2 separate regions of the Homo sapiens genome follow, and region 1 is linked to region 2. The links are chromatin contacts, found by Hi-C or POLR2A ChIA-PET in ENCODE. All regions are on one chromosome and are shown on one strand. Each heading gives the region's core, a stretch centred on a gene start or an enhancer-like site at or near the end of the contact. The rest is flanking DNA. Distances are from core to core; before and after follow the strand shown.

Region 1 (3,424 bases), core at 435-2,934, 180 kb after region 2:
TTCTGCCTCTTAAGAGGACAAGCAGACCCCCACTAGGACCCAGACGATGCAGTCCAGCTTCAGCACCTACAAAAGTGCCGAGAAGCACTTTTACAAAGGCTAAAGGATGTTAAAAGGAAAAGGCAACCAATATAAAAAAATCTCAGAAGTGCTCCATGGTGCAGATAAAAGCACCAGCCAGTTTTATAGGCATTTTGCTTGTACACTCTGTTTAACCCCGAGGCTGCTGAAAATCAGTGAATAGTAAATACGGCATTTGTAAGGCAGGCCCAAGGAGATATCAGGCATAAATTGCAGAAGTTAGAAGCTCCGTAGGTGTGAATGCTACTCAGCTTATTAAAGTGGCTACCAAGGTGTACATTAACTGAGACCAGGAGGCAAAGAAGAAAGCTGATTGGAGGCTTAATAAAGGCTTATTTACAAGCAGCAGCCCTTATGGGAAGAGAGGCTGGCTTTGCAAGGAGGCATAGATGCGGGTGTGAATGCAGTTGTGGAAAAGGCTAGTCTGGACAGCAATTTGAAAGCCAGCCAAGGCTAGAGAGAGATTAATGTACATGGTGCAAAAGAAAAGGACACTAGAAGGATAAATGTCAAAAGAATAAGGAGAATGGTCAAGGCCATGGTATGAAAAAACCACTGGCCAAGGGCTACTGCACCCAGGAGAAACCCAAGACTGCTGTGAAAGGCAGGATATAAAGGGTCAGAAAAAAGCTCAGATCTGCTCGAAAAGTGTCCAGTACTTAAGCTTTTACATAAGCCAAGAGGAAAGATGGCTTAGTAGTGAACAAAAGCAGGCTGTTTGTGCACTTCCTACTCCAACCACCTGGCGTCGAATAACAGAGTTCCTAAGGGCAGCAAAGTTCTTCCGCATTTAGATCCCAAATTTCTTGCTTGTGGCTAAGCCATTATACAAAGCCACAAAGAGGAGGAAAGAAGGACTCCTCCTCTAGGAGGCCAACCAGAAGAAGGCTTTTCAAAAAATCAAAGAAGCCTTGACTCAGATCCCAGCTTTAGGACTGCCAGATCTAACTAACTAAGCTTATCTTCTTGAATGTCCACAAGTGAAAGGGAGGCCATAAAGATTCTAACTCAAGCCATAAGGTCATGGCATTGCCCAGTGACACACTTATCCAGGCAGTTAGATTCTGTGGCACTTGGATGGCCTCCTTGTTTTAAAGCACTAGCTGCTACTGCCCTACTGGCACAAGAAGCTAATAAACTGACTTTAGAGATGGTGAATACCCTAAACCCGGCTACCTTGCTCCTCATCGAGTCAGTGCCAGGAGACCCCCTTCGTTGCTGTGTAAATGTGATAGATGAAGTGTTCTTAAGCCAGAGAGATTTGACAGATACATCCCTCAGGGACCTGGACATTGAATATTTTACTAATGGAAGCAGTTTCATACTAAACGGAGTCCGCCAAGCTGGGTATGCAGTGGTGACTTTGGATTCAGTAGTAGAGGTGCAGTCTTTGCCTACAAAAACTTCTGCTTAGAAAGCAGAACTAATAGCTCTGACAAGAGCTCTCTGGCTAGCCAAAGACCAAAAGACAAATATTTACACATATTCCAGATATGTTTCTGCCACTTTGCATGTTCATGAGACTATTTACAAAGAAAAAATAATTTTAACTGCTGAAAGTAAAGAAATAAAGTATAAGGAAGAAATTCTAGAGCTCTTAAATGCTGTATAGGCCCCAAAAGGTGGCAGTGATGTACTGCAAGGGGCACCAAAAAGGAAGAATACTAAAGGCTAAAAAAATAAAATAAAATAAGAAAACAGACAAAGAGGCAAAGCAGGCTGCAATGACAACTCCACCTTTTAAAGAGGAAGCCTTAGCTATGCCTCTCCTCCCAGAGATTCCTCTCCTGGATATCCCAAGCTACACTCCAAATGAAAGGGCTTATTTTGCCCAGAAAAATAAAAACTACATTAAAAGGAGATGGTAAATATTATCCAATGGGAGGCTAGCCATACCTGAAATGGTGGCCCCCAGATTTTTAAAAGAGTTCCACCAAGGAACTCACATGGAAAAAAATACAACAACAGAAATGAGGAATGCTATATATCAAAATAGATTGGCTTTAGATTACCTCTTAGCCTCAGGAGGAGGAGTATGTGGAAAATTTAATTTAACCAACTGTTGCCTAGAAATCGATGATAATGGTTGAGCTGTCATGGAAATCACCGCTAGAATGCACACATTGGCCCATATTCCAGTTCAGACTTGGTCTGGGTGGTCCCCGGATTCCTTGTTTGGAGGATGGTTCTCAGCCTTTAGAGGATTCAAAAGCCTCATTGGTGGGTTCTTGGTTATTCTTGGCATCTGCCTCATCCTCCCTTGCCTTTTACCCCTGTTTATTAGAAGTATTCAGTCAACTATGGAGGCAATAGTGGCCTGATACACTACCATGCAGATGATGGCATTAACCAGATATCAGTCGCTGCTGGTAGAAGCAGCAGCTCAGCTCCACGAAGACGTGGCAAATAGTGGTGCTTTCTGTTAACACATTTGTTATAAAAAGCACCAAAGGGGGGAATGGAACAGGAATTAAAAGAAATTAAAGAATGTGTAAGCAAAAACTCAGTTGTATGTAAGAAAACCCAATTCCCCCTGAGGAAGAGAAAGAACTGGAGTCCTTTAAAAATTAACTGCCTGTTTTTCCGTGGCTAGTGAGCCTTATCTCTCCCTTTCCCAGGCATTGTGAAGACCCTGTTTCTCTAGCTGTGCAGCTGCAAGGTCACTAGACAGACAAACTCAAGTCATAAAACATGCTTTTCCTTGAAAAGTAAGAAACAATGTAATGTATGTCTCAATTGAATAACTGTCTTTGTTTCTTGCTTCTGTAATATGCTTCCCCCTGCACAAATCTTCCCCCACAGACAAAATACTTAAAAGATAACTTGACTCTTTGTTCAGGGCTCAGTCATTTGGATGTTAATCCAACTGGGCCAGTGCACCTAAATAATAAAAATCCTCCTCAACCCCTTGGTGTTCCTGATTCCTTATCAATCCTGCTACAGGTGGAGAAAAAAGAAAGACCAGCAGAAAAGAAAAAAACTAGGAGAGGAAGTCAGAGGGAAAGAAAGCAAAAACAGCAAGCATAGAGCCAAACAGCCAGGCAGGCACGCCAAGGGGTAAGTCCCTCTCCCCAAAGAGCTTGGGGACTGGTGCCGGGAGGAGAGCAGAGGAGGTGAAAGGGCATAATTCTTGCAATTTGCGGCAGGCATCTGCCAATCCTCTGGGCCGGTGACTGCCTGGGGCCCAGACTACAGCCGGGCAAATCCCACCCACCCAGCCAGAGAAACTAAGTGTAAAAAGAAAGGAAAAAATATAAAAAGGGAAATCAGGAAAAATAAAAAACACAGGAGAAACAGACAGCTGCGTGTGCGTGGGGGTGGGGCCCGTGCCATGGCCCAGCAG
Region 2 (3,441 bases), core at 634-3,133:
AGGTTGAAGTGAGCCGAGATCGTGCCACTGCACTCCAGCCTGGGTGAGCGACAGAGAAAGACCCTGTCTCAAAACAACAACAACAACAAAATAGAATGATATGATGTGTTGCTGTTCACCTTTCCTACCTCCCCTTTCTCACTGTCATCTTAGGAAAAAAGGATAACCAAGGCTGGGCACGGTGGCTCAGTCCAAGGCGGGCAGATCATCTGAGCTCAGGAGTTTGAGACCACCCTGGGCAACATGGTGAAACCCCGTCCCTATTAACGTACAAAATTTAGCTGGGCGTGGTGGCACGGGCTTGTAGTCCCAGCTACTCGGGAGGCTGAGGCACGAGAATCATTTGAGCCCAGGAGGCGGAGGTTTCAGTGAGCCGAGATGGCGCCACTTCACTCCAGCTTGGGCTACAGAGTGAGACACCATCAAAAAATAAAAAAGGAAAGAAAGAAAGAGAGAGAGGGAAGGAAGGAAGGAAGGAAGGAAGGAAGGAAGGAAGGAAGGAAGGAAAAGAAGAAAAAGAAAAAGAAAAAGAAAAAGAAAAAGAAAAAAGATAACTGGGCATGGTGGCTCATGCTTGTAATCCCAGAACTTTGGGAGGCCGAGGCAGGTGGATTATTTGAGGTCAGGAGATTGAGACCAGACTGGCCAACATGGTGAAACCCCACCTCTACTAAAAATACAAAAATTAGCCAGGCACTTTTGTTGGCCAGGCACGGTGGCTCACACCTGTAATCCCAGCACTTTGGGAGGCCGAAGCGGGTGGATCACAAGGTCAGGAGATCGAGACCATCCTGGCTAACGCAGTGAAACCCCATCTCTACTGAAAATACAAAAATTAGCTCGGCGTGGTGGCGGGCGCCTGTAGTCCCAGCTACTCAGGAGGCTGAGGCAGGAGAATGGCGAGAACCCGGGAGGCGGAGCTTGCAGTGAGCCGAGATCGCGCCACTGCACTCCAGCCTGGGCGACAGAGCGAGACTCCGTCTCAAAAAAAAAAAAAAAAAAAAAAAAAAAAAAAAAAATTAGCCAGGCACGTTGGCACATGCCTGTAATCCCAGCTACTCGGGAGGACGAGGCAGGAGAGAATTGTTTGAACCTGGGAGGTGGAGGTTGCAGCGACCCGAGATTGTGCCACTGCACTCCAACCTGGGTGACAGAGTGAGACACTGTCTAAAAAAAAAAAAAAAAAGAAAAGAGATGAGGTAAAAATAAATAATCCTAAGGAGTCTATAGTATCGGGGGCTGGGGGAAAGGGATCTAAGTCTGAAAGGGGAAAGGGCAGGGTTGAGTTGCAGGATGCAGAAACATTCTTGGCTGGGTGTGGTGGTTCACTCCTGTAATCCCAGCACTTTGGGAGGCCAAGGCGGGTGGATCACCTGAGGTCAGGAGTTCAAGACCAGCCTGGCCAACATAGTGAAACCCTGTCTCTACTAAAAATACAAAAATTACCTGGGCATGGTGGCGGGCGCCTGTAATCCCAGCTACTTGGGAGGCTGAGGCAGGAGAATCACTTGAATCCAGGAGGCGGAGGTTGCAATGAGCCAAGATCCACCATTGCACTCCAGCCTGGGCAACAAGAGCAAAACTCCGTCTCAAAAAAAAAAAAAAAAAAAGAGAGAGAGAGAGATACAGAAACATTCTTTAGATTATTTGAGGTTACCAGAGAAAACAGGTCCTTCTAGCAGAGCAGGAAGCTGGGTTGTAAACATGCTTCAAAGGATATTCATAAAATTTGGGGCAAGGAGTGACAATGAGTTTGGATACTTGTAAAAAATGAAGCGACAGTTAAGTGTGAAGTAAGTCTCTGCTGTCTGAGGGTGTCCTGTTTCCCTTAGTTTCTTAGCTCTGTTCCTTCTTTCTTCACAGCTCTGCAGTCGGTGTTTGGCCCTGCAGCTCGGAGGATCCTGGCTGTGGCTCACTCCCACAGCTCCCTGGGCCAGCTGCCCTCCTCTTTGGACACCCTCCCAGGGTATGAAGAAGCTCTTCACATGAGTCGCTTCACAGTAGCCATGTGCGGGCAGAAAGCACCTGATCTACCCCCAGTACCTGAAGAAAAGCAGCTGCCTCCAACAGAGAAGGAGTCGACTCGAATAGTTGACTCTTGGAACTGATGAGAGCTGTCATTTTATAAATAGGAGTGGAGTGATGTCCAGAGTCTGTGGGAAAATGGAACACATACTTTTCTAACCCTCAGAAGTTTTAAGATGGCATCTAACACCATCATTCTATGGGAAAGATGGTTCTTACTCTTCGTTCACAGGCCTTTATATCTTCCGATACAGAATGCTCTAATTGGGAACTCTAATTTTGTATCCAATGGCCAAAATCTGCAAGTAATCTCTAGCCACACTGATTACTACTAAACCAGGAAAGCATCAAGGTGTCTTGAATTCCTTTAACTATTGAGTGCATATAGAATTCCTGTACCCACATGATACTGCAAGTTGTGTCTCTCTCTGTCAGCGAATCCACTGCGGTTAACTGGAAAAGAAAGACAACAGTGTCAGCACAGCCATCGACATTAATGCACTGAATGCATGCATCTTTCCTCCTGAGACAGCAATCGATTTTACACCGAATGACAATGATCATCTTAGACAGCACAACATACCCACTCGGATATCTAAAAGCTAGGGATGGCATTGCTGATATGGGCAAAGAGAACACAGTATAGTATTTAAGTGCCAAATATCAGTCTTTCTTTCTCTCTGGTCCTACCCCTCAGCAGTATGAAAAACTCCATACTGTGCAGTCACAGTTGGATTAATTCTTCAGTTCCTCCGCACTGCAAACACATATATGTGCGCACATGCATGTATACCTGCACCCTGTTTTAACTCTAAAGGAATAGTGTTGCTTTACTTCTTTCCTGTTTTGCCTGGACCACTTAAAGCCACAACACCTCTATAGTGACACACGCTAGTCTCTAGTGGTGGCCCTCACTGCCACCTAGAGGAGCCATGGTGGAAAACACACTCTCTCCTTTGAGCCTATCTGCACATCTCTCGAGTTCTTGGAGCAAAAACTAAATGCTGAACTAAGCCTGGTTGAGATGCTTCCCATGGACCATGCCGCAGCACAGTGCTAATCTATCCACAAAACATACCACCTCCCAAAGTATTATTATTGGAAAATCGAGGAAGTGACGCACATTTAGGGAAAAACTACTCACCTTAGAAAAGTCACTGAAATCCTTTTTTTTTTTTTTGAGATGGAGTTTTGCTCTTGTAGCCCAGGCTGGGATGCAATGGCATGGTCTCAGCTCACTGTAACCTCCACCTCCCGGATTCAAGCAATTCTTCTGCCTCAGCTTCCCGACTAGCTGGGATTACAGCTGCCTGCCACCGTGCCCAGCTAATTTTTGTATTTTTAGTGGAGAGGGGGTTTCACCATGTTGGCCAGTCTGGTCTAGAACTCCTGACGTCAGGTGATCCGCCCACCTTG

Evidence for each region. Hi-C counts contacts between places; a loop is a spot of excess contacts on that map. ChIA-PET counts read pairs that join two places held with the same protein, here RNA polymerase II (POLR2A). Pooled maps may share reads with other maps.
Region 1: POLR2A ChIA-PET joins it to region 2 with 17 read pairs in Caco-2. The contact joins two enhancer-like sites. A Hi-C loop is called at or near these places in 2 of 50 pooled maps. POLR2A ChIA-PET finds 5 or more read pairs at or near these places in 5 of 52 experiments (Caco-2, OCI-LY7, PC-9 and 2 more).

The regions. Positions count from the first base shown.
Region 1 is chr12:10,365,392-10,368,815 of GRCh38, forward strand. All of the region lies in intron 1 of KLRK1-AS1 (KLRK1 antisense RNA 1), which reads left to right. Among named protein-coding and RNA genes, the nearest start is that of KLRK1-AS1, 3.3 kb to the left of the region's middle. Within about 2 kb of position 1,685, at least 7 of the 41 ENCODE cell types and tissues checked have a DNase peak (open chromatin) inside an H3K27ac peak, as active enhancers do.
Region 2 is chr12:10,188,033-10,191,473 of GRCh38, forward strand. TMEM52B (transmembrane protein 52B) reads left to right here. Exons shown (of 5, transcript NM_001384896.1): 5 at 1,864-3,441. The coding sequence ends at 2,108. Among named protein-coding and RNA genes, the nearest start is that of TMEM52B, 11 kb to the left of the region's middle. Within about 2 kb of position 1,884, at least 5 of the 41 ENCODE cell types and tissues checked have a DNase peak (open chromatin) inside an H3K27ac peak, as active enhancers do.